Linked DNA regions of Homo sapiens: region 1 is linked to region 2. A link is a loop called in an ENCODE intact Hi-C map of the cell type or tissue named here. Cell type or tissue: K562. All regions are shown on one strand. Links, peaks and the distances in the headings refer to the core of each region. The heading gives the core; the rest is flanking DNA. Region 1 holds the start of LOC105373037 (a long non-coding RNA gene). Region 2 overlaps MRTFA (myocardin related transcription factor A).

Region 1 (15,315 bases), core at 3,755-11,754, 120 kb before region 2:
ACGTATGTTGTTCTGTACAGGCAGAAGGCATGCAGCCCTAAAGCGGGTAGGGTGGAGAAAAGATGCATAATCAGGCCAGCAAAAGAGGGAAACAGATGGGTTGTGGGAGATGACCCTGCCCCCATGCTGTTTTTGTTCTGGCTGCTGTTGATCATATGTGAATCAGCAGCCCAGAAACTGGAGTTACTGATCCTTTGATAAAAAAAGAAAGTATGAACTTAGACTCAGTAGAGTTATAAATTACAACTCTAAAAAGTGATTCAGGTTTTACAGTAAATACAATTACAGGAGTATTCAGGAATTGGTAAAGGGGACTTAATTATGATGGCTATACCTCAACATTTTTGGGTCTTGTCTCTAGATTATCATAGTTTACGAGATTTTATCCTGTGGGCTCTTTCAAAATGAATAGAGAGTAGTGTGTTTGTTAGAGAAATAAATCCAATGTGTATATTTTATGCCAAATTAGTCTTTTGTCAGTGCTTGTATATGACTTCTGGTCTATTTTCTAATCTCAAGGTTAAGGAAACCTTGCTGTGTCTCACTGAGTCTTCCCATCATTCTGTGGAAGAATCTTATTTTTTAAAAAATACTAGGAGAATGTTATCAAACATATACAAATGTAGAGATAATAGCATAATGAATTTCTAAATACCTAATAACCAGCTTCAACATTATCAACATTCTGCCCCTCTTGTTTTGTGTGTTCTTCCTCACTCCCTGCCTCATGGCCTTGATGGAAGGATTTTATTCTATAGTATAGTTTAATATTGGTGTTTTAAAGGATGTATCCTGAAACTTTTGAAATCCCCTAAATTAACAAATAGCACTATATAATTTACCCAATAAAAATATTTGGTAAAGTGTGTGTGTGTGTATGTGTATAGATATATGTGTAAATTTTAAGTGATCTCTTTAAGCCCTTAATAATTCTGTAAATATGGAACTTAATTACAGAACTATTCTGAATCGAACAGTTGCTAAAGCAGTTTTTCAGATTGCTTATTTCTTTTATTCTGGTTAGTAGTAGGCACAACCATGGGGTTCAGGTCTGTAGAATTTGATATTCTTATTTTCTTTCTTTTCTTTTTGCATTGTAATATAGTATCAAACAGTCCTTTCTTTAAACTATTAAAAATGTATGTGTTCTGTCAGGCAAGGTGGCTCACGCTTGTAATCCCAGCATTTTGAGAGGCCAGTGTAGGGCGATCGCTTGAGGCCAGGAGTTCGAGACCAGCTTGGGCAACATAGTGAGATCTCGTCTCTACAAAAAAGTGAAAAAATAGTCAGGTGTGTTGGCACACACCTATAGTCCTAGCTACTTGGGAGGATCACTTGAGCCCAGGAGTTTAAGGCTGCAGTGAGCTATGATCATTCCATTGCACTCTAGCTTGGATGGCAGAGTAACATGCTGTCTGAAAAAAGAAAAAAAAAGTATGTGTTCTAAGAAACACCATTTTTTCCTCCCTGGGATGGGTATCACTTCGTTGCCCAGGCTGGAGTGCAGTGGCATGATCACAGCTCACTGCAGCCTCAGCCTCCCTGGGGTCGAGGTGATCCTCTTACCTCAGCCTCAGGAGTAGCTGAGACTGCAGACGCACACCACCATGCCTAACTTTTGTGTGTTTTGTAGAGACGGGGTTTTGCCATGTTGCCCAGGATTGTCTTGAGCTCCTGGGCTCTAACAATCTGCCCACCTTGGCCTCCCCAACTGCTGGGGATTACAGGTGTGAGCCATCGCGCCTGGGTGAAACATTATTTTTAAAACTTCCTTGGCTGGGCACAGTGGCTCACACTTGTAATCCTAGCACTTTGGGAGGCTGGGGCAGGTGGATCACCTGAGGTCAGGAGTTCGAGACCAGCCTGGCCAACATGGTGAAAACCCATCTCTACTAAAAACACAAAAATCAGATGTAGTGTTGCGTGCCTGTAATCCCAGCTACTCGGGAGGCTGAGACATGAGAATCACTTGAACCTAGGAGGCAGAGGTTGCAGTGAGCCAAGATCGTGCCACTGCAGCCTGGGTGGTGGAGCGAGACTGTCTCAAAAAAAAAAAAACCCAAAAAACCCCCCCAAAAAAAACAAAAACCAAAAAACCAAGAACTTTATTTTCTCTTTATGCTTAGCATTGGACTTGGACTTGGGTTGGCTTTCTTTTGGGGGGCCGTTTTTTACAAAGTTTCTTTAAATCATTTTCTAGAAATACTGGTTATGTTCACTAAATGCATAAGAGCATCACAAACTCATGAAGTTAACTTCATGCTTCATTAGAAAAATATTGATACCATGTGATGGATTTTTATTGTCTCTTGGGAATATTAACACATGTAAATGCTAAATCTCTGAATTCCAGCAATAATAATAATTCAAAGTAGTAGGAAGAAGTTTGTTCTGAATTAGTGATAAGTAAATTAAATAATTTACTTCATTTTAAAGAATATATGGTTTTGGCGAGGCACAGTGGCTCATTCCTGTAATCCTAGCACTTTGGAAGGTTTAGGTAGGAGGATCACTTTAGGCCAGGAGTTTGAGACCAGCCTGGGCAACATAGCAAAAACCTCATATCTCCCCAACCCCTTGCAAAAAAAAAAAAAAAAAAAAAAAAAAAGCCAGGCATGATGGTGTGCCTGTAGTCCTAGCTACTTGTGGGACTGATGGGGGAGGATCACTTGAGTCCAGGAATTCAAGGTTGCAGTGAGCTATGATCGTGCCACTGCACCCTAGCCTGGGCAACAGAGAGAGACCCTGTCCCTTAAAAAAAAAAAGAAAGAAAGAAAAAGGCTGGACTCGGTGAGCTCTCATGCCTGTAATTCCAGCACTTTGGGAGGCCAAGGCAGGTGGCTCACTTGAGTCCAGGAGTTTAAGACCAGCCTGGGCAACATGGCAAAACCCCATCTCTACTAAAAATACAAAAATTAGCCGGGCCTGGTGGCGCATGCCTATATTCCCAGTTACTCGGGAGGCTGAGGCAGGAGGATTGCTTGAGGCCGGGAGGTGGAGGTTGCACTGAGCCGAGAACTTGCCACTGCACTCCAGCCTGGGATTCTTTCAAGCTCAGTAATATAAGTTTACTTAGTGAAATTTTTTTTTTGCCAAGACATCTAAAAATAATTGTGATAAAAAACATATGTAACATTAAATTCACCTTTCCTCCTGCCTTGGGAGCTCTTAGATAATAAACTTACCTTTTAACCACTTTTTTTCCTTCTTTTTAAAATTTTTAAAAACTATTTAAAATTTTTTTTAAAAAAGAGACAGGGTCTTACTATGTTGCCGAGACTGATCTGGAACTCCTGGGCTCTAGCGATCCTCCCACCTCAGCTTCCCAGAGTGCTAGGATTAGAGGAGTGAGCCACTGTGCCTGGCCACCTGGCACTCTTTTATATTACCCTGCCCCTGCCAAATAGCAGAAGATTTTACTTAATCTCACACCAAGTTATAGTATCAGAAATATCAGTTAAGTCTGAAATAATGGGGTTTTGCTAAGTTAAGAACTTTTTATATGAAACCATGATTCTAGCGCATCTGTTTAGCTATAGTATTTTAGTGGTATGAGGCTTGATGTTTCCTGTCCTTGACTGCCTAACATTATTTTTAGTGTTTCTGTATGTTTCATGCAGTCTTCCTTGTGTCATCCAAATTTTCCCCAAGACATGTCTGTCGTGGTTCCCTAGATTATCTTTATGTATCTTTCATTTGCTTCTCTCTTTGTTCAGTTAACAACTATTAGAATGCTTGTTTTGTGTTAATACTTTTGCAAGGCCCATCTACTGCATACAGAGTTATTGTTGCAGTTAAATTTCTTAATTTTCTTATGAGAGGTCTGAACTCTTACAATCCATAATGATTTAACAGCTGTTTATTGAAAACCTGTTACTCTATGTGAAACCACTTTTCCTAAGTCCTAGGGCTGAAGTTTTGATACCATTCTATTTTCCTTTTGAATAAGGAGGTTAGTTCTCAAGGGGTCCTTGAATGTCATAAAGTTGAAGTCTTTTTTTTAGTCTGAAAGGCTGCTGCTGTTAAAAGAAGCAGACATGCTCTTTCAGAGTCAATGACAAAGAATACTCAGCCGGATGGATTAATCCTGTGTAACAGTTGTTTTTTTCCCAGTACACACAGAGACATGGTTCAAACCATAATAAATCATAGACAAGATGGAAAAGAATTCTTTGAAGTTTAGATTCTGAATTTTGTTGGTAGACATTTGTTGTTTTGTAATTTATAAAATTATTCAAACCCTAAAAGAAATCCTTTTCCCATTGTTTGCCCATGCTCAATTACCCTTGAGAATATTGAGTTCCTAATACTGAGTTCAAATTTTTTTTTGAACTTGTCTCCCTTATATCTTCTTCCAGTCTCTTTGGAGTAGAGAGTCCTTAGTATCTTTTTTCTTCATAATATTATCTCCCTCATGTTAATTACTGTTATCTGGATCTTTTCCAGTCCAGTTTATTTTCTGTGAAATGTATCAGCCAGAACTACAGTCAGGTTTGGGCACACTATTGCTTTACTTGAAGTTAGATCATAATTGTCTTTTTAGTTTCTAGTGCCTTTCTTCACTTCATGGCTGTTCAATATTTTGTTGGTTTCTTCAACTAAAGCAAGTTAGATTAAAGTCCTCATAAAAGTTTGCAAGGAATGCCCAGGGAATCTCACTTCATAGATCAGAAACTATAGTCTTTTTATTATAAAAGCCATGTAAGTATTTTAGAGAAAATTTGGAACCTTAAAATTTTTTCATTGTCCAATCAAACAGAACCCCTCTTTTGTGTCTTGGTATACTTCTTAAAATCTTTTTTCTTTGTATAATATTTTAATATATGAGTATGTAGTTTTATGTCTTACTTTTTCTTAAGTGTGGCTTTAGAATAAGCATTTCCCACATTAGAAATGCTTTATAAAAATTATTCTTAGGGCTGGGCATGGTGGCTCACGCCTGTAATCCCAGCACTTTGGGAGGCTGAGGTGGGTGGATCTTGAGGTCAGGAGATCGAGACCATCCTGGCTAACATTGGTGAAACCCCGTCTCTACTAAAAATACAAAAAAATTTAGCCAGGCATGGTGGTGGGCGCCTGTAGTCCCAGCTACTCGGGAGGCTGAGACAGGAGAATGGCGTGAATGCAGGAGGTGGAGCTTGCAGTGAGCTGAGATCACGCCACTGCACTCCAGGCTGGGCAACAGAGCGAGACTCTGCCTCAAAAAAAAAAAAAATTATTCTTACTAACTACATAGGATTCAGTGAGTGGAGATATATATATATATATAAAATTTTTTTTAATTTATGAGGTTTAATTGGTTCATGGTTTTGCAAGCCTGTACAAGGATGGTGCCATCAAGGAGCTTTTATACATGATAGAAGGTGAAGCAGGTGCAGGCATGTCACAGGGTGAGAGCAGGAGCAAGAGAAAGAAGGGGGGCAGTGCCACACACTTTTAAACAACTAGATATTGGAAGAACTCACTCACTACCATGTGGACAGCACCAATCCATGAGGGATCTGCCCCCATGACTCAAATATCTCCCATCAGGCCCTGCCTCCAACACTGGGGATTGCATTTCAACATGAGATTTGGGTGGGACAAATATCAGAGTCATATCATTCTGCCGCTAGTCCCTCAAGTCTCATGTCCTTCTTACATTTCAAAATACAATTATTTCTTCTCAGTAGTCCCCCAAAGTCTTAACTCATTGCAGCATTAATTCAAAGGTCCAAAGTCTCATCTGGAGATAAGTTCCTTCCACCTATGAGCCTGTAAAATCAAAGACAAGTTATTTACTTCCAAGATACAATGGGGATACAGGCATTGAGTTAACATTCACATTCCAAAAGGGAGAAATTTGCCAAAAGAAAGGGGCTACAGGCCCCATGCAAGTCTGAAACCCAGCAGGGCAGTCATTAAATCTTAAAGCTCCAAAACAATCCTTGACTCCATGTCCCACATTCTGGGTACACTGATATAAAGGGAGGGGTTCCCAAAGCCTTGGGCAGCTCTGCCCCTGTGGCTTTTCCACGCTGAGGTTGCATGCTGCTGGTGGCTCTACCATTCGGGGGTCTGGAGAGCAGTGGGTGCTAGTTTACTTTACAAAAAGCTTTAAGAATAATGGTAGTTTGCCAGTGATGTAATTTATAATATTAGCATCGGCATATACTCCAGTGGCATAGTTTGTCCGTGTCTATTAGTCTGTTCTCAAACTGCTGCTATAAAGAACTGCCCAAGATTGGGTAGTTTATAAAGGAAAGAGGTTTAATTGACTCACAGTTCCACAGGGCTCGGGAGGCCTCAGGAAACTTACAGTCATGATGGCAGGGAAAGCAAACACATCCTTCTTCACAAGGTGGCAGGAAGAAGTGCCAAGCAAAAGAGGAAAAGCCCCTTATAAAACCATCAGATCTTGTGAGAGCTCACTCACTATCATGAGAACAGCATGGAGGTAACCACTCCCATTATTCAATTACCTCCCACTGGGTCCCTCCCACAACACATGGGGATTATGGGAACTACAGTTCAAGGTGAGATTTGGGTGGGGACACAGCCAAACCATATCATTCTGCCCCTGGCCCCTCCCAAATCACAGGTCTTCACATTTCAAAACACAAGTATGTGTGTCCAATAGTCCCCCAAAGTCTTAGATCATTCCAGTATTAACCCAGAAGTCCAAGTCCAGAGTCTCATCTGAGATAAGGCAAGTCCCTTCCACCTATGAGCCTGTAAAATCGAAAGCAAGTTAGTTACTTCCTAGATACAATGGGGGGTACAGGCATTGGGTAAATACACCCATTCCAAAGGGGAGAAATTGGCCAAAACAAAGGGGCTACAGGCCCCATGCAAGTCCAGAATCCAGTGGGGCAGTCAGATCTTAAGGCTCTGAAATGATCTCCTTTGATTCCATGTCTCACATCCAGGTCATGTTGATGCAGGAGGTGGGCTCCCACGGCCTTGAGCAGCTCTGCCTCTGTGGCTTTGGAGGGTACGGCTTCACCCCTGGCTGCTTTCATGGGCTGATGTTGAGTGTCTACAGCTTTTCCAGGTGTATGGTGCAAGCTATAGGTGGATCTACCATTCTGGGGTCTGGAGGATGGTGGCCTTCTCACAGCTCTACTAGGCAGTGCTCCAGTGAGGACTCTGTGTGGGCGCTCCGACCCCACATTTGCCTTCCATACTGCCCTAGTAGAGGTTCTCCATGAGAGCTGTACCCCTGTAGCAAACTTCTGCGTGGACATCCAGGTGTTGCCATACATCCTCTGAAATCTAGGTGGAGGTTCCCAAACCTCAATTCCAGACTTCTGTGCACCTGCAGGCTCAGCACCACATGGCGGCTGCTGAGGTTTTGGGCTTGCACGCTTCGAAGCCTCAGCCTGAGCTGTATACCTTGGCTCCTTTTATTCATGACTGGAGCTGAAGCAGCTGGGACTCAGGGCACCATGTCCTGAGGCTGCACAGAGCAGGAAGGCCCTGGGCCCATGAAACCATTTTTCCCTCCTATGCCTTCGAGGCGCTGCTGTGAAGGTCTGTGACATGCCCTGGAGACGTTTTCCCCATTGTCTTGGTGATTAATGTTAGGCTCTTTGTTACTTATGCAAATTTCTGCAGGTGGCTTGAATTTCTCCCCAGAAAATGAGTTTTTGTTTTCTATTGCATCATCATGCTGCAGATTTTCTAAACTTTTATGCTCTGCTTCCTCTTGAATGCTTTGCCGCTTAGAAATGTCCTCTGCCAGATACCCTAAATCATCTCTCTCAAGTTCAAAGTTCCACAGATCTCTCTAGAGTAGGGGCAAAATGCCACCAGTCTCTTTGCTAAAGCATGGCAAGAATCACCTTTATATAAGTTTCCAACAAGTTCCTCATCTCCATCTGAGACCATTTCAGCCTGTACTTCATTGTCCATACCACTATCAGCATTTTGGTCAAAGGCATTCAACAGGTCTCTAGGAAGTTCCAAACTTTACCACAGTTTCCTGTCTTCTTCTTAGCCCTCTAAACTGTTCCAACCTCTGCCTGTTACCCATTTTCAAAGTTGCTTCCACATTTTTGGGTATCCTTATAGCAGCATCCCACTCTATCAGTACCAATTTACTATATTAGTCTGTTCTCACGTTGCTATAAAGAACTGCCTGAGACTGGGTAGTTTATAAAGGAAAGAGATTTAATTGATTCACAGTTCCACAGGGCTGGGGAGGCCTCAGGAACTTACAATCATGGTGGAAGGAGTTGCAAACATGTCCTTCTTCACATGGTGGCAGGAAGGAGAAGTGCAGAGCAAAAGAGGAAAAGCCCCTTATAAAACCATCAGATCTTGTGAGAACTCATGAGAATAGCACGGAGGTAACCACCCCTGTGATTCAGTTACCTGCCACCAAGTCCCTCCCATGATATGTGTGAGTTATGGGAACTACAATTCAAGATGAGATTTGGGTGAGGACACCACCAAACCATATTATCATGGTACCATCTAAACTTTCCATTTTTTCTTCCATTTCCAGATTGCCATCACGAAAGCCAAAGTGGATTTCTCCAGTGTGGTGTGCCTGCCCCCTTCCGTCATTGCTGTGAATGGGCTGGACGGAGGAGGGGCCGGCGAAAATGATGATGAACCAGTGCTCGTGTCCTTATCTGCGGCACCCAGTCCCCAGAGTGAAGCTGTTGCCAATGAACTGCAGGAGCTCTCCTTGCAGCCCGAGCTGACCCTAGGCCTCCACCCTGGCAGGAATCCCAATTTGCCTCCACTTAGTGAGCGGAAGAATGGTGAGTAGATACAGAATTATTGCATTCCCTGATTTGAACCAGGATCTTCATGTTTATAATGTTACAGATTCTTACTTTATTTGATGTTCCGTGAAAGTTCCTAATAATCTTAACATTTCTTGTAAAATAGATAGCTGTAAGTTAAAGTGATCATTGTAAGTCCAACATTTCCTGCCTGGATTATTATAATTTCTTTCTAATTTCTCTGCTTCCCTCACCCTATTCCTTCCATAAATTCATTAATTCAGCATATATATTCATTAATATCAATGTATTATAAACTATGCTAAAATTAGGGATTAAATGGTAAACAAGCCTCTGTCATTAGGAAACATACTCTATCGTATAGCCTTGTCAGAGTAATCTTTTAGGACTTCCTAGCTTAAAAGTTTTCAGTGATTGCCTTGTGGGATGAAACAAAAACCAAATAAATGTCTTGCCGGGTGTAGTGACTTAGGCCTGTAATTCCAGCACTTTGGTAGGCCGAGGTGCACAGATCACCTCAGGTCAGGAGTTAAGAGACCAGCCTGGCCAACATGGTGAAACCCTGTCTGTGCTAAAACTACAAAAATTAGCTGGGCTTGGTGGCACACACTTGTAGACCCAGCTACTGGGGAGTCTGAGGTGGGAGGATCGATTGAACTAGGAGGCGGAGGTTGCAGTGAACCGAGATTGTGCCACAGCTCTCCAGCCTGGACGACAGAATGAGACTCTATCTCAAATAAACAAACAAACAAACAAATAATAAATAAGTGAATAAATTTCTTGGCATGTTTTATAAGGCTTTGCAGAATCTGGTCTCTTTCTTTTAACATCTTCTCTTATTCCCCTATTCCTAGTATTTGTTCCAGCCCATTAAACTGTGTTAAGTACTGTTTAAAAACCATGTACTCATACCTCAACCTTTTTTTAATTAAAAAAATCTATAATTTGTTATGGAATATTTAAGATTTGAGAAAATGTATAAAGAGGCTGGGCACGGTGACTCATGCCTTTGGGAGGCCGAGGCGGGCGGATCCCTGAGGTCGGGAGTTCGAGACCAGCCTGACCAGCATGGAGAAACCCCGTCTTTACTAAAGATACAAAATTAGCCAGGCATGGTGGCACATGCTTGTAATCCCAGCTACTAGGGAGGCTGAGGCAGGAGAACTGCTTGAACCTGGGAGGCAGAGGTTGCGGTGAGCCGAGATCGCGCCACTGCACTCCAGCCTGGGCAACAAGAGCAAAATTCCGTCTCAAAAAAAAAAAAAAAAGAAAAAAGAAAAAATGGATAAAGAACAATATAGAAAATTGTGTGTTCAAATACCACCCAACTTATGTACTTTGCGTAAATCTTCATTACCCCTGGAGGAAACTACTAACTTGAATTTGGTATTTCATTGCCAAATATGTCTGTATTATTTACCCATGTGAATATATTCTTAAGCAATATATAATGTTGTTTCTCATGTTTTAAACCTATATATGAGAGAAAATTATGTGTTCTTCAGTAATTTGTTGTTCAGTATTCATTTTCCTTGTAAGTTAAAGATATTCTGTATTTTCTTCTAATTCAAGCTGTTAATCCCCACTTAGTGAATAGTTCTACTTTTTCCTACTGATCTTTAATGCCTGCTGTATTCTGTCTGTGCATGAGTTAGTTTTTAGGCTCTCTTTTCTTTGACTGGTCTCTCTGTCCATCTCTGTGTCAGTACTACCTTATTTTAGTTATTGCCTAATAATTAGTCTTTCTGTCTGTTAGGACACGTATCTCCTTACCTTTTTCTTTTTCAAAGTTGTCTTGGCTATTACCCTTTTAATTTTCCATGATTTTAGAATTGCCTTACCAAGTTCTGCCAACAAAAAAACCCTTTGGGATTTTTACCTCCAACATTTTATTATGAAAAAATTTAAACGTAAAGTAGAAAGAAAAAAAAAAAGAAGTAGGAAGAACTTTACAGTGAATACCTGCGTGCCCATCTCTTAGATTCTACCTGTAACATTTTATAAAACTTGCTTTATAACACAGATATCTATCAATCTCATCTTTAAATTTAATTTTTTTTTTTTTTTTTTTTGCAACAGAGTCTCACTCTGTTGCCCAGGCTGGAGTGCAGTGATGCGACCTTGGCTCACTGCAGCCTCCGTCTCCCGGGTTCAAGCAATTCTCTTGCCTCAGCCACCCGAGTAGCTGGGATTACAGGCATGTGCCACCATGAATGGCTAATTTTTGTATTTTTAGTGACAGGGTTTCACCATGTTGACCAGGCTGATCTCAAACTCCTGGCCTCAGGTGATCTGCCCTCCTTGGCCCCCCAAAGTGCTGGGATTATAGGCGTGAGCCACCACACCTAGCCCTCAATCTAATTTTTTTGATGTATCTTGAAGTAAATTGCAGACACTAGTACTCCTGTTATGGAAGTATAACATAAATACAAAATAACCCACAACTTATAAGTGTTGTTATTATCACAAAGTGAGTACACCTGTTAGTAACTACTGCTTAGTGAGGAAATACTAGTAGTCCAGAACTTTCCCCACCTTGTGCTTCTTCCCAATCAATACTCCCTTCCCCTTGCTCAAAGGAAACTACCATCCTGATTTTCAACACTGTGGTTAGTTTTTAAACCTTATAAAAATGGAGTCATACAGTGTGTATTCTGTTGGTGGTTTCTTTTTGTTTTTGAAATTTGTTTATGTTGAATTGTGTGTGCTAGAGTTTATTTTCATTGCTGTATAATCAGTTCATTGTATGAATAAAATGCAATTTATTTTTCCATTTTACTGTTCCTGGATGTTTAGGTTGTTTCACTTTGGGGCTATTATGAATTATGCTGCTATGGAATTCTTGTATGTGTCTTTTGGTATACTCGCTGGGATTTTTATTTGAAATATGTTGTTTATAGGTAAGTGGGGAGAATGTAATCCCAGCATGTTGGGAGACTGACATTTGAGGATTGCCTGAGCCCAGGAGTTTGAGATTATAGTGAGCTATGATTGCACCACTACACTCCAGCCTGGGAGACATAGCGAGACCCTGTCTCTTAAAAAAAACAAACAGAAACAGTGGGTGGGAAAATACACATTTTTAAATATTGAGTCTTCCTATCCATTACTTTGTTTTATCTCTTCAATTAAATAGGTTTTCTTTAATGTCTTACAGAGTTTTGTGAATGTGTCCAGAAAAGTCATACAAATATTAGTTTTGTTCCTGGATATAATTTTTTTTTTTTTTGTAGATGTAAGTGGTATATATATATTTTTGAGACAGAGTCTCACTCTGTTGCCAGGCTGGAGTGCAGTGGCGCGATCTTGACTCACTGCAACCTCCGCCTCCCAGGTTCAAGTAATTCTCCTGCCTCAGCCTCCTGAGTAGCTGGGACTACAGGTGCGCAACACCACGCCCAGGTAATTTTTGTATTTTTAGTAGAGATGGGGTTTCACCATGTTGGCCAGGATGGTGTCTTGATGATCTCTTGACCTTGTGATCCGCCCGCCTTGGCCTCCCAAAGTGCTGGGATTACAGATGTGAGCCACCAGGCCCGGCCTTAAATGGTATATTTTTATACAATATTTTCTGTCCCATGCTGGTGTAAATAAATGTCAAGGCTTTTCAAAACCCCTATTTCTTTTCTACGTCTGTGTCCTCCATTTGGGATACGCTTTCTCTCTCTCACTCTTCTTGAAGCCTTTCCTAACTCATATTTAGTGTTAGATGCCCCTCTTTTGGTTTTCCCAGTTCCCAATTTTTTTTTTTTTTTTTTTTTTGAGACGGAGTCTTGCTCTGTCACCCAGGCTGGAGTTCTGTGGCGTGATCTCGGCTCACGGCAAGCTCTGCCTCCCTGGTTCAAGTGATTCTTGTGCCTCAGCCTCCTGAGTAGCTGGGATTACAGACATGCGCCACCATGCCCGGATAATTTTTGTATTTTTAGTAGAGACGGGATTTCACCATGTTGGCCAGGCAGGTCTCGAACTCCTGACTTCAAGTGATCCCCTCTGCCCCTGGCCTCAGCCTCCCACAGTGCTGAGATTACAGGCATGAGCCACTGTGCCCTGTTGCCCTTTATCAACCTACTTCATCACCCTATATTGTAATTGGAATTCTTTACTCAGCAATGAGTGAGCCTTTGAAAACTGAAATCAGACACTGCTACGCTACTCTCAAAACTCTTCAATGCTTTCCTGTGAGGCTTATGATGAAATCATAGTACTTATGATGTGGCCTTGGTATTCTCTCTGACATCATTTCTTTTTCTTTTTTTTTTTTTTTTTTGGGAGACAGTCTCGCCCTGTCACCCAGGCTGGAATGCAGTGGTATGATCTCAGCTCACGGCAACCTCTGCCTCCAGGGTTCAAGTGATTCTCATTCCTGAGCTACCGAGTAGCTGGGATTACAGGCGTACGCCACCACGCCAGACTGATTTTTAAATTATTTTTATTAGAGATGGGGTTTCACCATATTGGCCAGGCTGGTCTTGAACTCCTAACCTCAAGTTATTCGTCCACCTTGTCCTCCAAAATGCTGAGATTACAGACGTGAGCCACCATGCCCAGCCTCTCTCTCACATCATTTCTTACCCTTATCCCTTAGCTCCCAGGCACACTGACTTCTTGCTATTTCTTGAACACATCAAACCTATTCCTATCCCAGGGCCTTGTACTTGCTGTGCTTTCATTGAAGTTCCTGCACAAATGTCATTTCCTCAGGGAGGCCTTCCCTGCTTGTCTTCTCTAAAATAGCACCTCCTGTTACTCTTGATCCTGCTTTTTCTTCAAAGCCCTTATTATTATCTGTCATTGTGTGTGTGTGTATATGTGTGTGTTTGTGTTTATTGTCTATTTTCTCCTCTTTAATAGTTATTTCCTGAGGGCAGAAACTTTATTTTGTTCACTGGCATATACCCAACTCCTGGATCATAATAGGCACTCAATAAATATTTATTTATTTTATTTTATTTTATATATATTTTTTGAGATGGAGTCTCACTCTGTCGCCCAGGCTGGAGTGCAGTGGCACAGTCTCGGCTCACTGCAAGCTCCGCCTCCTGGGTTCACACCATTCTCCTGCCTCAGCCTCCCGAGTAGCTGGGACTACAGGTGCCTACCACCACGCCAGGCTAATTTTTTGTATTTTTAGTAAAAACAGGGTTTCACCGTGTTAGCCAGGATGGTCTCGATCTCCTGACCTTGTGATCCTCCCGCCTCGGCCTCCCAAAGTGCTGGGATTACAGGCGTGATCCACCGCGCCTGGCAATAAATATTTATTGAATGAATCAATGAATGGTTTACATGTTTGTTCCACTACAGGTAAGAACTCTGTTTTCTCAGTGGAGTAGAAGGCAGCTGTTGCTGTTGGACCCAAGGTGTTTGTGTATCTTCGGCCTTTTTCTCTGAAGTGTTTCCACTTAGCATATAAATTAACTGAAATCTTTCCCAGCAACTCTAACTTTCCCTTAGTGTTTAAGCTCCTGAAAGAATAGTTTACAGTCATTGCTTTCTCTACTTTCTCATATCCCAGAGACTCAACTGCTTTATGGCTTCTGTCACTACCTGTCTTCAGAAACTGCCATTGCCACAGTAATTTGTGTTCTTTTTGTTGCAGATCAAATAAGCCCTCTTTAGTCTTTATGCTACTTGACCTCTTTGCATCATTTGACATGGTTGGCTTCTCCCTCAGACTTGAAACTTTTCCTCCACGGATATCTACGACTTACCTTTTTCCGGCTTTTTAAACTCTACCTTTCCAGCGACTCCCTTTGCCATTCAGAGCTTTTGCTATCTTTCTCTGCCTACCTCTTAAATTTTGTTACTCTCCAGCATTCAGCTCTGGAGGAAAGAGGCTGGTAAGAAGATTGTTGTATTTTACAGTAGGTTTTTGCATGGTCATTTGTTTGGGAGGTAATGATAGGAGCAGAAATGAAAAATCTTTGAGAAGATTGTGAAATTGGAAAGTGTGGAGTTCTAGAACAGAATAAATTCTAGAGTTAGAGGAGGTGCTTTTTCATGAATGGGTGTACCGTGTGTTGAGAGAGTGGAGTGAGAAATGTACTTCTTTGATCTGTTTCACATAGAAGCATGTATCATATAGAAATTCAGTGGTGGCCGGGTACGGCGGCTCACGCCTGTAATCCCAGCACTTTGGGAGGCCGAGGTGGGTGGAACACTTGAGGTCAGGAGCTCAAGACCAGCCTGGCCAACATGGTGAAACCCCTCCTCTACTAAAAAATTAGCTGGGCGTGATGGCGGGTGCCTGTAATCCCAGCTACTTGGGAGGCTGAGGCAGGAGAATCGCTTGAACTGGGGAGAGGGAGGTTGCAGTGAGCTGAGATCACACCACTACACTCCAGCCTGGGTGACAAGAGCAAGACTCCATGTCAAAAAAAAAGAAAAAAATGGCCGGGCGTGGTGGCTCACGCCTGTAATCCCAGCACTTTGGGAGGCCGAGGTGGGTGGATCGCCTGAGGTCAGGAGTTTGAGACCAGCCTGGCCAACATGGTGAAACCCCGTCTCTAATAAAAATACAAAGATTAGCCGGGCGTGGTGGCAGGCGCCTGTAATCCCAGCTCCTTGGGAGGCTGAGGCGGGA
Region 2 (15,315 bases), core at 2,477-10,476:
CCCAAAGTGCTGGGATTACAGGTGTGAGCCACTGTGCCTAGCCCATTAAAGTTCTTAATGGAGTGGGCCCAGCTTATTCTTCTAGCCACATTATCCTCACTTGAATTCCTTGGTTCAACCATATCAAACTACTTGTAGTTCTTTGAGCTTGCCTTGTTCTTTTATACCTTCATGTTTGTGTTCTAGTTCTTCCTTAGCCTCAGCTATCTCCCCACTCTTCCTTGTCTGGCTTTGGTGTTCCTATTCAATTCATTTACACACTGTTCCCCCAGGTTAAATTTTGCCTCTTTTGTCCTTTACAGCACCTTAAATTACCACTACTGTTTTACTTCCATCTTATATTTGTCTCTTTTCCCCACTAGACCATCATCTTTTTGAGGACTGGGACCCCATCTGTATATTCTTATCCTCAGTGACTGGCATAGTGCTTACTTAAGGGCTGCTTATTGGATACATGGATGGATGGGTGGGTGGGCGGGCAGATGGAGGGATGGATGGATGGAAATATTTCTAGTTTCTACCTCGTTTGTTAAATGGGTTTATTCCTATACACACATGTAGCCCTCATTGATGTTCTGTGTATATGCTCCCTGCTTCCACACTGGAAAAAGAAACCCAGCAGGCTTGCCTGAAAGAAGGGCTGCTTGGACTGTGGCACTCCAGTGACCTCTATTAAGTGTATTATGTTCATAGCCTTTGAGTTCCTCTGGTTACAGAATTGTTGGTGAGCTTCTGGCGTATTATCAGAGATAGGAACCATCATTTTTATTACGATAACACCTAATAAAGCAACATTCAGACCTAGACACTTAATACATATTCCTTCATGATAGTGATGAGGAAATGAGGTTTCATAATGAATTGTTGTCATTCCTTGCTCAGAGGCATTTCTAGAACTGCTTGTGAATCCTAGAAGACTCATTTACCTACTTGTTTAAGTAAATCTGGAGCTGGCAAGGGAAAAGTGTTGGCTTGATGTCCTAAATTACCAAGGTAGGTTGGTTTTTAAGAGTCTTCATACTTACTCTTCAGTGCCAGATTAAATCAAGACCATTCTGGCCCTGGGGCCCCTGCGCTGTCATCACACATCTGTGTCGACACACTGAGCACAGCACTGAGCTCCTCCTTTGCTATATATTGGATGCCTGTGTGAAAGTGTGTGTGTGTGTGTGTGTGTGTATATATATATATACACATACATACATGTATATATTTTTTCCCCCCGAGATGGAGTCTTGCTCTGTCACCCAGGTTGGAGTACAGTGTCACGGTCTCGGCTCACTGCAACCTTCGCCTCCCAGGTTTAAGCATTTCTCCTGCCTCAGCCTCCAGAGTAGCTGGGATTATAGGCGCGCACCACCACGCCCAGCTAATTTTTGTATTTTTAGTAGTGGGGGGTGGTTTCACCATGTTGGCCAGGCTGGTCTCGAACTCCTGACCTCAGGTGATCCACCTGCCTCGGCCTCCCAAAGTGCTGGGATTACGGGCGTGAGCCACTGCGCCCAGCCTGGATGCCAGTATGTATTTAAAAATTAAGTGGAAACAGTTTTTCACCTTTTATATCTTTAATTGACAAATGACCTCATTTAATTTAGGCAGCAAACAAGTTAGGAGAGAAAGAAAATGGGTGCTGGAAAGAGGGAACAAAATATTAATTGGTAGTTGTAGCCAGCCAGGGGCGGGGTCCACATCTAGAACTGAAACTGTGATTAAGAATGGCACACCTCTTGGCCACTTCTGTTCATTTGTTTTCTCTGGGGAGCTTGCTTATTTTTCCTTTCAGGATTTTCTGCACACTTCCTTTGTTCACACAAAGCCACACAAGAGCTCCAATGGAACCAGCTCCTGGGGCAGCAGGAAAGGATCGAGAACTACCCTCTGATATTGAATATATATATTCTTATAAACACACATGACTCTTGTCTTTGCATTGGTCTTTGGGGGCTTCTCTTTCTAGAGACTGCTTTCTTGGAGTGTCTGGGAAAATGCAGTTTTGAGTAATATGCTGGCTCCTCCTAGCAAAGCTATTAAGGTAGCAGGGAGAGGGGAGATGGAGTCTAAGATGAATGCAGCCCTCGTAGTTGGACACACATTTATGGGGTAACTTTAAGTCCTTTTTTTCTTCAATTGGCAGAGGCCTAAACTTGGAAACCTATTTTCTGCTTCCTCGTGTCTTACCTCCTTGGCATGGAACTTGAGGTGATCTGACTCCCCATTGTCATTTGCTCCTACAGTCAAGAAAGCCCAGGGCTTAACCTGTAGCACTCTTACATCCCTTCACTAGGCTACCCTCCACATGGTGGCTTTTAACAAAGCTGGCGGGACACACACAGGAGTTGCCCTCTCCACCTCAAACCCCAGTGCACCAAGAGCACTTGCTGTGGCTACTCCAGCCTCTCCCCAGATGAACTGAGAGACACCCAGCAGGAAGTCCTGACACAAACCTGAAGGAAGAGGGGCCAGTGCTCCCTCCTCCTTTCACCTGGCAGAAGTAGCTGTTGAAATTGCTGAATCTGCTATCAGAGAGAAGAATTAAAAATGAGGAAAGAGGAGCACAGACTAAGCTGGCCTACTCAGGGACTGAGAGAAACTGACACATTTGTCAGAAGGTTTAGACAAGGGAAGAAAGGAAAGGCAGAACTAGACCTGGGTTGGGGTCCACCACTCGATGAATGAATGATCTGGCAGGTTACTGCATCTCAGCCAGTGTCAGTTTCATCACACATGAAATAACGGTCCCTGCCTCATGGGCTATGAAGAGGATCCAGTGAGATTATAATGTTATTATTACTATAAAATGAAACAGTCTTTTGGGATTGGTCATTATGATCTTGAATTCTTTTTTTTTTTTTTTTTTTTGAGACGGAGTCTCACTCTGTCACCCAGGCTGGAGTGCAGTGGTGCAATCTTGGTTCACTGCAACCTCCGCCTCCCAGTTTCAAGCGATTGTTGTGCCTCAGCCTCCCGAGTAGTTGGCATTACAGGTGCCCGCCACCACACCCAGCTAATTTTCGTATTTTTAGTAGAGACGGGCTTTCGTCATGTTGGCCAGGTTGGTCCTGAACTCCTGACCTCAGGTGATCTGCCTGCCTGAGCCTCCCAGAGTGCTGGGATTACAGGCATGATCCACTGCACCTGGCCCTATCTTGAATTCTTTTCTTGGTCTTCGTTTCTGGTTCTTCTGACCAGCTATTGTGTCTCAGCTTCTCCAACTTGTCTTCTAGTATCAGTGCCAAAGGCTGTTACGTGGTGAGCTCCAGGTTTTGAACGATGATTCTCAATGCTTGAGAGCCCTGGGGCCCCTCAGACAGGTCTCTGAACCCCTCTTCTGAGCCTTCTTTGCCTTGGTCTTTACCTAGTGCTGTGGCCAAGTTGACTCTTGTATGTTGCCTGGACTCAGATATGCATCTAAACAGTGTGTGTCATTGAACATTGAAGCTACCTTGTCCCCCTACCCAACAGTTTCTTTTCTTCTGTCTCTTTTTTTTTTTTTTTTTTTTTTTTTTGAGACAGAGTCTTGCTCTGTCACCCAGGTTGGAGTGCCATGGAGCAATTTTGGCTCACTGCAACTTCTGCCTCTTGGGTTCAAGTAATTCTCCTGCCTCAGCCTCCCAAGTAGCTGGGATTACAGGTGCCTGCCACCATGCCTGACTAATTTTTCTGTAATTTTAGTAGAGACATGGTTTTGCCATTTTGGCCAGGCTGGTCTTGAACTCCTGACCTCAGGTGATAGACCTGCCTCAGCCTCCCAAAGTGCTAGGATTACAGGCTTGAGCCACCATGCCCAGCCTCTCTTCTCTAACTTTTGAAGAAGTTAAGAAATCAACACAGAGGAGTGGAAAGAACTCTAGGTTGAGGGTGTTACAGAATTAGGTTATATCTTCCAATTCAGGACACTTAAAAAAATTAGGTTATAATCTTATCCCTGCTATTTGCTTGCCTTTCCTTTTTGGCCCTGTCCTTATCTATAAAATGGGATATTACCTACCATGTAGAATGATTAGGAATATTAAATTAGCTAACAGGTTTAAAATATCTAGAACAGTGCTTTCCATACAAGCATCCAACAGATATTAATCCCTTTCTTGCCATTACATGAAAATGTCCTTAATAGGACCAAATAGGAATTCATATAGAGTAATCCTTCCTTATTCCTGAGGAACACGTGCCAAGACCCCCTAGTGGATATCTGAAACTGCAGATGGTACCAAATCCTATACGTACTGTGTTTTTTTTTTCTATACATGTGACCTATGACAAAATTCGATGTGTAAATCTGACATAGTAAGAAATTAGAGCAATTTTAACAATACACTGTAATAAAAGTTATGTGAATATGGGCCCACTCAAAATACTGTAACATTTTTGGACCTTGGTTGGCCTAGAATAACTGAAACCATGGAAAGCGAAACTGCAGATGAGGGGGACTATGTATGCTGTAGCCATTTCACCTATCACCTGTCCTCCACTAGTGGTGCACCACCCTTTGTACATGAAGATGATGTCCTCAAGATGTTCTGGTGAATTGTTCTTCTAGAAGTTGGGTTTGTGCCTTTGGGTTTGTGCCTTACCCTTTGGGGATAGCCAGTGTGGGTTGTTGAGGCAGCAAGTCAGCCAGGGTTTTAGACAGAGAATCTCTGGCTGTGGTACAGAAACTAGCTGGCCTGTAAGTGAATCAAGCCAGTGATTCAACCAAATTACAGCATTTGGTGACAGCAACACCTGAATATATCGACACATATACCATTTGGTTCAGGGCACTCTCACTGGTGTTTCTTCCTTACAAGGGTTCTGAGAGGTGGGCAGATTCTCACTCTGGAAGAAAATTAGACCCAGAAAGCAGTCAAAACCCATGTCACCCAGCAGTAATTGGTAGCACTCAGTACTAGAACACAGATCCCTTGACTGTCTATCCAGAACTTCTGTGAGGTTTCGAACCCGGTTGAGAACCAGAATTCTGGCTGTTTAGATGAAAGTTTAGAGCTCTGCCGCAGAATCCTCCTGTCCTCCTGTCACTAGTCACCTTGTGTCCGTTTCTTACAGAATACTCACTAATTCATCGAGTGAATAATTATTGAGGGTATACTGTGTGCCTGGTATTCTAGGCACTTGGGGAATGCTGTGAGTGACTAAAAAAATAGACAAAACCCTTGCTGTGCTCTGATGGGGACATGTTGTAAATGTAAACGTGGGAGACTGAGAGTAAACAAGAAAAGTATGTAGTATTCCGCCTTTTTTTTTTTTTTTTGAGACGGAGTCTTGCTCTGTCTCCCAGGCTGGAGTGCAGTGGCACTATCTTGGCGCACTGCAACCTCTGCCTCCTGAGTTCAAGTGATTCTCCTGCCTCAGTCTCCTGAGTAGCTGGGATTACAGGCACCCTCTACCATGCCTGTACAAAAATGTTTGTATTTTTAGTAGAGACGGGGTTTCACCATGTTGGCCAGGCTCGTCTCGAACTCCTTACCTCATGATCTGCCCACCTCGGCTTCCCAAAGTGCTGGGATTGCAGGCGTGAGCCACCATGCCCAGCCAGATACGTAGTATTTATATAAAGACTGTCAAGACAGTGATGAGTGCTGCGGAGAAAAATGAGGCAGAAAAGGAAGCTGGGGTGGGGTGGACAGTGTCCGTTTTCTCTTGATTCTTTGTACTTACTGTCTCATGCATGTGCTAAGCTTTCCAAGAGCCAAGGTTACGTGTGATGCATCACACCCGGGTTCCTGCAGAGCAGGACGTTTGGAGTTGAGCTAGCGTTACACAGTAGAAGCAGGTGCAGGGGGTGTCTATTTACCCACTGAAATGCCCACGACCTGCCCATGTAAGAAGTGGGGAATCCTGGATAGTGCCCAGGTAGGTTGGGGAGGTAACTTGTACTGGTTTTTCTTTGATGTTATTTGTTAAATCTAGAGCTCCCCCTTCTGTTAGAAGATGGGATCTCAGTAGTACTTTTAAGACTGTAGTTTCTTTTTTATCTTAAGATTCACAAAAAATTTTTAAAAATAAATACCACTGGGACAATTGAAGCTTTCTTCTGGGACTGCTGTTGCTGAGGCCCAGCCCCCCGCTGGGGGTGGAGAGGAAGGAGGAAGAAGCACAACGGCCCAGGCAGGATAGGGTCCTATCTATGCTCTCTTGCTACTTTTAGCAGCTCCTTAACCCTGCACTCCTACCGCAGCCAGCAGCCTAGCAAAAGTTATCTCTGCTCGCAGTTTCACAGCTCTTTGGAAATTCTAGGGCAGGAGAAGTGAAACTGACCACAGTCTTATAAATTTCTCTCTTATTGCCTCTGTTCCCTACTTGAAGTGAGTCAGGCCTTTCCCTCTCATCCTCAGAGTGTCTTAAGTTGCTATTTGTCCTTACAGCCAAGTTTTTGACAAAAGGAGTCAGACCTTCCATTCATGGTGCAGCCTTTCTGGAGGCTCTTGGTTTGGTCTTGCCACCTGAGTGTTGTTTGCAGAAGTCGAGACTTGTGGTCTTTGTGTGGTATCCCCAGAATAGAGCTGAGCCCTTCGTCTCAGCTGTCGGTTGTGTGTGTTCCTTCACATACAATTGCCATGGGGTTCTTTTAGTCCTTAGAGATGAAATTCAAGTTAATTTTAGCAGCACTATAAATAACAGGTGCAGTGAAGAAGGAAATAGTGCCGAGTGGACATATATCTTTTTGGTTTTAACTGTCCCATTGAAACAGTTTGGCCACTTTATGATTCCTCGTGAGGTTGAGGAAGTAAGGTTAATTTGGCATGCATCTGTGCCCCTTCCTGTGTGCAGGTGTCCTGAGAATAATGTGAGGCCTAGCAGGCGTTCTTGGAGTCCTAGCTGAAGGGGGATTTGCGGCTGACGGTCCAGTCATGGGCCAGGGTGTTTGTTAAAGTTACATTCCATGGGTGCACTTTATATAGCCCAAGCTTAGGCAGTGACAGTTCCCATTAGGAGTCATATTTTGGTTTCTACCAAAACTGTTTGAATGGGGTAGCTAAACCATAAAGATACATGCTTACTCAGGTGTCATTGCCTTCACTTCAACTGATATTTATAGTACTACTAACAGTAATGTGATTTTTTTTTTTTTTTTTTGGGGGACGGTTTCTCGCTCTGTTGCCCAGGCTAGAGTGCAGTGGCGCAATCTCGGCTTACTGCAAGCTCTGCCTCCCAGGTTCACGCCATTCTCCTGCCTCAGCCTCCCTTGTAGCTGGGACTTCAGGCGCCCACCACCACCACGCCTGGCTAATTTTTTGTATTTTTAGTAGAGACAGGGTTTCACCATGTTAGCCAGGATGGTCTCGATCTCCTGACCTCGTGATCTGCCTGCCTCAGCCTCCCAAAGTGTTGGGATTACAGGCGTGAGCCACCACGCCCAGCCAGTAACATGAATTTAAGATGCCTTCTCCACTGAATATCGTAGCACTAGACATGATGCTTCGCTTGAAGGTAATCTTTACGGTTCTTCTCTCAACAGCTTTGAAAAGTCCAGCCGCATTTCATGAGCAGAGAAGGAGCTTGGAGCGGGCCAGGGTAAGGTACCTTTTTTCCCCCTCAGAACTCCCAAAGAGCATTTTCAGAGCTCATTGCATTGCTGGTTATATTTCCATTTAGAGCTTTCCATAGAACTCTGAGGCCAGAGCCTGCTAGACTCTAGGGCCAGCCCTGGCCTTGTGGTTTTAAATGGAAAGCTCTGCTTCTCCTACTTCATCCCTTCTCTCATTTACCTCCCATGGTGATTATATGGAACATGATTGGAATGAGGTTTCTCTTTTTGTACATTTAAGGATATGGAATGATCACCCGATCCTCCTTGCCTGAATTTTGGAGTGCTTTGGAGACCACTGGTATTTCCCCATCTTTAATTCCACTTAACGTTTTGTAGATGTTGGGACACAAACATTAGCCAATGGAAAAGCTTCCCAAGTCCGGGGTTACACTGGCCACACCTCACAGGACGGGCATTCCAAGGGGCAGGAAACCTTCTTGGTCTCCATCTGCCCAGAGTAGGTGGTATCCACTTGACTCTTGTGGAAAGCAGAAACTGGCCCACACTCCAAGCCCAAGTTTTCTGCCACAGCACCTTACTTGCGTCCCCATCCCAACTCTGTTTCGGTTCCCCAGGGGCCCCTGAGGAATATTCTGCTGCCCAGTGTGGGTAGAGATGGGGAAGTCACCAGAACTTGCTTCCCCCTCACACTCCCTTTACTTTTTCCTTTCACATAAAATCATGGGAAGATAATCCCCCTAGACAGATCATGGGCTGCATCTCCTTAAGACCCACGGCTATTTTATTTTACTTTATTTTTTGAGACGGAGTCTCACTCTGTCACCCAGGCTGGAGTGCAGTGGCGTGATCTCAGTTCACCGCAGCCTCCGCCTACCAGATTCAAGCGATTCTCCTGCCTCAGCCTCCCAAGTAACTGGACCTACAGGCTCCCGCCACCACGCCTGGGTAATTTTTGTATTTTTAGTAGAGATGGGGTTTCACCATGTTGGCCAGCCTGGTCTCAAACTCTTGGCCTCAAGTGATCTGCCTGCCTTGCCCTTCCAAAGTCCTGGGATTACAGGCATGAGCCACCACACCCAGCCTCACAGCTATTTTAGAGTCTCAGAAATATTTACCTCCAAGACTTTTTTTTTTTTTTTTTAAACTTTCTTTCATTCCCCTCTCCCCAGAAAATCATGATTAATTCTTAGAGTAAGTGGAAAGAATGAGGTCATGGGTCCTGGGAACCAAAGGAGTAACAAGCAGCAGTGGTTTAGTTTGCTGAGAGCACTGGAGAGTACAGTGTTGGGGGAAAGGATGGCGTTGCCTGTGCGCCTATTCGGTCAGAAGACTGGGCACCATTTACTTGACTGCTTCTCAAATAGGCAGGGACCAGCAGAGCTGATTAGAAGAGACTGTTTTATTGAGCACCTTTATGTAAGAGGTTGTATCTGTTTCTTTTTTATCCTCACATCAACTCTTATGAATTAGGTGGTATTATCCTCATTTTATAGATGCAGCTAAGAGAAGTTAACTCACTTGTCCAGCCAATAAGTGGCAAAGCTGGGAGTCAAACCTTTGTGGATTCTAGATTTTTTTTGAGCAAAATGATTTTATTTCCTAACACATGGTAACCATAACGTTCAATTTGCTTACCATGCACATCTATTCACAAATGACTTCCACATTACAATAACTACTTCCATATTTACACATGTACTAAAAATTATCTTAGTTGAGATATGAAACATGAATATATTGGATTGGTTATAGCAGAATTTGCTTTACTTAATTCTAAAAGCTTAAAGCTTTGAAAAGCTGCTACTTTTGCATCTCATACTTCCAGATGAATAAGACACAGCAATATCAGCTCGTATTCAAGAGAAGTTTCATTTCTTTTTCTGGTGTTGGAACCAGCTGCTCACATCTGTGCGTGCTACATAAGGCAGCTATACATGGTGGTGGGAAAGCATCCACAATGGCTTCAGCTATGTCAGGATCACACTTGAGGGGCTCTGAGATGCTGTTGTATTTACACAACTGATTGCTTTGTTTTCCTTTTTTTGTAATTTTAGAGGTGGGATTTTGCTATGTTGCCCAGGCTGAATCCCAACTCTTGGGCTTAAGCAATCCTTCTGCCTTTGACCTCCTGAATAGCTGGGATGTGTAGGCATCTACCACTGTACCTTGTCAAACTGATTTTGTTCCCTCAGTTTTCTTCGACACAAATGTGCTTCAGTGGTCATGAATGCCTTTAATGATATCAGTTGCAAAATCCGTATCTTTAAATTTGGCCCTGAAAGTTCTCTGGTTTTCCATCAGAGACCTTATACCCTCTAAACCAGTCCAGAGTAGCCTCTAGGTAGTCAGGTTTCAGCCATTTGACATCATTAATATGTTTACTATTTGTCACAAAGGATACAACTCAGGAACAGCCAGGTGGAAGAGATGTGTAGGTATGTGGGAAGGGATGAGGAGCTTTTGTGCTCTCTCCAGGTGGGTGTGTCACCCTCCTAGCACCTCCATGCCTTTAACAAACCAGAAGCTCCTCCATATATTTTCTTAATCAGTACTATATTCTACCTCAGTCATGGCCACTGGTCAGAGCTTCAGATGGCTTAGAGAATAAGTCTTCCACTGTCATCTGTGAAGACTTGCGGCACCTGCTCTACCAATCTCTGCTGCAGCTGAGGCAGTACTTCTGCCCACTGCACGTGGGGTGATAGAGCCAGAGCCCACAGTCACTTTAAACCATCTCCTGGATTGCTCAGCCTCCCCTGGGCTGGCACAGAGCTGCCCAGCCAGAACAACAAGGCAGCAGATGGCTAGGTGAGGACAAGTCTTTTTTTTTTTTTCTTTTTCTTCATTTTTTTCCAGTCTTTACCTTTACTATATATAATGTCCTCTGAGGCTTCATTGCCTAGTGTCCTTTGGCTTGTCTTATCCTATGCTGGTCTTGATCCACTAATGTTCTGTGGTTTGAAAATGTTGGTGCAGAGGTTAAGAGCACAGACTCTATAGAGTCAGGTCCAGGGGAATATATATATATTATAATTAGCCCCGTTTGGTGGGATGGCTCTGTGACTGTTGAGGGACTGGTTTAGTTTGCCCAGAGTCTCATAAATGCAGAAATTAGGACATTGGACTTTGAGGAACTAGAGCTTTGCTACCATGTGTCAAAATTCATATTCCATTTGGCAGCCATTCAAAATGAATGGAAAATGCCCATGAGATCATGCAGTGTTACAGGTTTTTGGGGTTTTTTTTTGGTTTTTGGTTTTTTTTGTTTGTTTTTTGAGACGGAGTTTCGCTCTTGTTGCCCAGGCTGGAGTGCAGTGGCGCAGTCTTGGCTCACTGCAGCCTCCACCTCACGAGTTCAAGTGATTCTCCTGCTTCAGCCTCCCAAGTAGCTGGGATTACAGGCGCCAGCCACCACATCTGGCTAATTTTTGTATTTTTAGTAGAGACAGGGTTTCACCACATTGGCCAGGCTGGTCTCAAACTCCTGACCTCAGGTGATCCACCCACCTTGGCCTCCCAAAGTGCTGGGATTACAGGCTTGAGCCACCGTGCCTGGCCCAATGTTACATTTCTTAAAGCAGGATATAAAATCATATTCAGTGTGATTACAGCGCTGCAAAGTTAAGCCTATTTTCTGCATGGAAGAATAACTAGAAACAGATATCCCAGAATACTAAGAGTGGCTGATTAAAGTTTATTTTATTTTATTTTTCTTTCTAGTTTTCTAAATGTTTTTTGCTGGACATATATTACTTTTATGGTAGTAGAAGTAATAGTTTTTTAATAGATATATTGTCAGTCCAGCCTCAGAGACACAGATGGTCTTGAAGGATGGTGCCCTTCCTTGGCAGGTGCAGTTGGATTTTGGTGTGCTCTCCCCAGGCCTACTCTTGCCTCCGAACCCTGCAGTCACCAAGTTAAGGTTGTGGGAACTGCAGAGGTGGTCAGCAGCTACCATGGCCAAGGCTGCTGTTGTGATCCTGTCCATGCCATAAGCCTGTGACCTGGATTTGAGAGTTTCTTGGTGTGTTTTTTCTGTAGACAGAGGACTATCTCAAACGGAAGATTCGTTCCCGGCCGGAGAGATCGGAGCTGGTCAGGATGCACATTTTGGAAGGTGTGGAGATTGGAATTGCTTTTCCATCTAGATCCAGTTCTCACTGTGTGTACTCACTACTGCACTACCCATTTCCTTCCTGCCTCTTTCTTCTCCCATTTCTGTTGGCAGTGGGTAAGCCAGAGCCTTAACACCGTACGACAGCTGTGCCATGGTAGCTGCCACTGGTCTGAGGGACTCTCAAAAAGCACAGTCACATGCTGTTAGTTTGGCTTGGCCTCTTCTCCAGGGTCTCACCATCCCTTGGTGTGAGATCGCTTCTCTCTGCCAAAATCTGTTTTGTTTTGTTTAAGACACAGTCTGACTCTGTCATTGTGATTGTAGGCACAAGCCACCATGCCTGATCTAAAATCTGTTTTTAAAATACACTTACTTAGTTTTTTATATTCATTCATTCGGTCAGTCATTCACTTGGCATTCACTTGAGTGTCTGTGATATACCGTGCTCCATCCAATATTATTCTAGATGTACCCACCTGGCCCCAGCTGCACATGTCTTTCCCTTTTTTTTTTCTTCCCCCGCTTTTTTTTTTTTTTTTTTTTTGTGATGGAGTCTTGCTCTGCTGCTCAGGCTGGAGTGCAGTAGTGTGATCATGGCTCACTGCAACCTCTTATCTTCCAGGTTCAAGCGATTCTCCTGCCTCAGCCTCTTGAATAGCTGGGATTACAGACGAGCGCCACCACACCCAGCTAATATTTTATATTTTTAGTAGAGATGGGGTTTCACCATGTTGGCCAGGCTGGTCTCGAACTCCTGACCTCAGGTGATCCACCCACCTCGGCCTCCCAAAGTGCTGTGGTTACAGATGTGAGCCACTGCGCATAGCTGTCTTTCCACATTTTTAGTGAAGAAAAGGTTTTGGCTCCTGGAAGCAGCATAAATATATTTACTTATTGTTTGTCTAGTCTTTTTTTTTTGAGATGGAGTCTTGCTGTGTCACCAGGCTAGTGTGCAGTGGCACAGTCTCGGCTCACTGCAGCCTCCACCTCCTGGGCTCAAGCAATTCTCCTGTCTCAGCCTTCCGAGTCGCTGGGACTACAGGCACATGCCACCACGCCTGGCTAATTTTTGTATTTTTAGTACAGACAGAGTTTCACCATATTGATCAGGCTGGTCTCGAACTCCTGACCTCAGGTGATCCACATGCCTTGGCCTCCCAAAGTGCTGGGATTACAAGCGTGAGCCACCACGCCCAGCCGTTTGTCTAGTTTTGAGCTGTTTTTGGGGCTGGAAGAGAACTTTTCTAGTCTGAGTCTCACATTTTGCAGACAAAGGCACTAAAAACCAGAGCAGAGATGTGAATTGCCTCAGTAACACAGCAAGTTTGAGGGAGAGTGGAGACCATTCTGTCATCTGTTGCTGCTTCCATTCTGTAGCTCCACCTCAGAAAGTCTTCTGGGTTTGCCTCTGCCTGGTTATAATTGTGTGTGACTGTGCACTGCCTGGTCACAGTGGGAACCCCTTCTCTTGTCTTTGTGAAACTTCAAGACAGGCCACTCTTCTCTGCTTGGAATATGCTTACCGTTCTGACAGTCACTCCTCTTGCCCAGGAGGAAGGAGAGCTGCTCTGGAGTTCCCGGGGCAGAACCACGTCCACTCATATATCTTCCTGCACCCCTTTCTCTCCCATGGGCAGAGACCTCGGCTGAGCCATCCCTCCAGGCCAAGCAGCTGAAGCTGAAGAGAGCCAGACTAGCCGATGACCTCAATGAGAAGATTGCACAGAGGCCTGGCCCCATGGAGCTGGTGGAGAAGAACATCCTTCCTGTTGAGTCCAGCCTGAAGGAAGCCATCATTGGTGAGGAGGACCCAGCCACCCTGTGTGAGAGGCAGCTGAGATGCAGGAGGGGAGGGAGTGCCAGGCTGAAGCAGAATTGGGCTGAGGCTCTTGACTTCTTAATCTTTGACTTCCTGCTTAGCCTTGGGAGAACCAAGGCACAGAGTTTGAGAGCCTCATGCACAGGTTGTATGAACTTGGGATAGTGCCTGTTGCTTTAAGAAACAGGGACATACAACAATAAATAATAACAGAGGCCTTGCTCTGTTCACTTTCCATCTTTGTAAACTCGGGTTGCTTCCTCTTTCACAGAGTAGATAGATGTCAGGATCAGTGTGTGTGAACATGTGGAGATGCCAGGAATTAGAAATCTGTGTCATACTCTTTATTAGTGAAGTCTCTTCTTGGAGACTGGCCCTTTCCACGGATATTTCACTTAACAAATACTGATGGACCCAAACAGTGTGCTAGGTGCTAAGGCCACAGCCCCACAGGGCAGACCAAGTTCCTTTGTCCTTATGGAGCTCACGCCTAGGAGCAGGTAACAGGCAGGTGAATAGGCAGGATAGAGAAGCTGTGCTGGAGGGAGCACAGGGTACTTTGGAAACACAGAGGAGGGTCACCCAACCTGGTTGCATCAGGAAGGGTGCAGCTGTCAGAGGAGGTGACAGCCAAGCCTGGGGCTGAAGGATGAGTAGGAATTCATGAAAGCGTGTGGGAGAGGGTGGGACGAGGGAGGAGAGGACGGTGCTCCAGGCAGGGAGAACAACCCTAGGACCTGATGAGAAGGCACTGGAAGGGAGGGTGTCAAGATGAGAGGTGGGAGGCCAGGTCCTCAGTGATTTGGTAGTCTGAGGCGGGAGGATCACTTGAGCCCAGGAGTTTGAGACCAGCCTGGGCAACATGCAACATAGGGAGACTCATCTCTACAAAAAAAATCAAAAAATTAGCTGGGTGTGGTAACACACACCTGTAATCCCAGCTGCTCAGGAGGCTGAGGTGGGAAGATCGCTTGCGTCCAAGAGTTCAAGGCCGTAGTGAGCTATGATTGTGCCACTGCACTCTAGCCTGGGTGATAGAGTGAGACCCTGTCTCAAAAACAAAAACGAGGTGGGAGCAGTAAGCACAGTTCAGGACGTGCAGGGCCTCTTGGCACACTTGGGAGTTTGGACTTGATTCCTTTAGTGTAAAAGGGAAAAAGCCGTTTTTCTCTGTATTTACACTCAATACAGAATACTTCTGGTGTTGGTATTCTGGCATGGTATTACCCCACATACCAAGCAGTTCTCCAGTGGACACCAGCTGGGTGTCCTCCATTTCTTTTCAGATGCCATTTACCTGCAGATAGCGTCTGATCCCACAGGTTGAGGACTCAGTCCCACAAGACTTAGCCCCACTTCCCATGCTGGTCCCAAGCCCCAGGTTATTTTACATTTGCTTTTAACCAACTAGCTATAGATTGGGGTTCCCATACCCTCTCCTTGGGCTTGATAATTTGCTAGGATGGCTCACAGAACCTGGGGAAACACTTCACTTAACATTTCCTGGCTTATTGTAAAGGATGCAGAGGAACAGTCAGAGGGAGGGACGGATGGCACAGTGTCGTGGGGTGCCAGGGGGAATGGTGGTATTGGAACTTCCCTGCCCTCTCCTGGCCTTCACCCTCCCAGTAGCTAGAGAAACTCATCAAATCCTGTTATCCAAGAGTTTTTATAGAGCTTGATCTCAGAGCCCCCACTCTATGTCCTACATACCCACCCCCACTTTCCTGGAGGTTGGTGGATGGCGCTGATATTTCCAGTCCTCTAATCCTCTAATCACTTGGTGTCTCTGGTGACTGGCCCAATCCTTAGTCTCTCCCAGATTATCACATTAGCATAAGCTCAGGTGTTGTGGAAAGGGGCTTGTTATACATAACTGAAGATACTTCT

Evidence for each region. Peaks named below come from ENCODE experiments on the same cell type or tissue, not always from the same donor. Only the 100,000 strongest peaks of a DNase experiment are listed, where the experiment ranks them.
Region 1: a loop joins it to region 2, with 5 times the contacts of the local background. A loop is called at or near these places in 4 of 110 quality-filtered maps.

Annotation. Positions count from the first base shown.
Region 1 is chr22:40,545,541-40,560,855 of GRCh38, reverse strand. It overlaps MRTFA (myocardin related transcription factor A), which reads left to right. Exons shown (of 15, transcript NM_020831.6): 3 at 8,489-8,750. The coding sequence starts at 8,510. It overlaps LOC105373037 (a long non-coding RNA gene), which reads right to left and starts at 5,679. Exons shown (of 5, transcript XR_001755550.2): 1 at 5,642-5,679; 2 at 1-37. In K562, for the core only: a CTCF peak has its summit at 8,536; a DNase peak (open chromatin) is centred at 8,625.
Region 2 is chr22:40,427,696-40,443,010 of GRCh38, reverse strand. MRTFA (myocardin related transcription factor A) reads left to right here. Exons shown (of 15, transcript NM_020831.6): 5 at 7,457-7,512; 6 at 11,531-11,606; 7 at 13,244-13,405. Among named protein-coding and RNA genes, the nearest start is that of SGSM3, 65 kb to the right of the region's middle. RefSeq lists enhancers at 5,981-6,030, 6,101-6,150, 6,271-6,400, 6,661-6,720. In K562, for the core only: a CTCF peak has its summit at 5,929 (motif pointing left); a DNase peak (open chromatin) is centred at 6,130; H3K4me3 peaks cover 145 bases.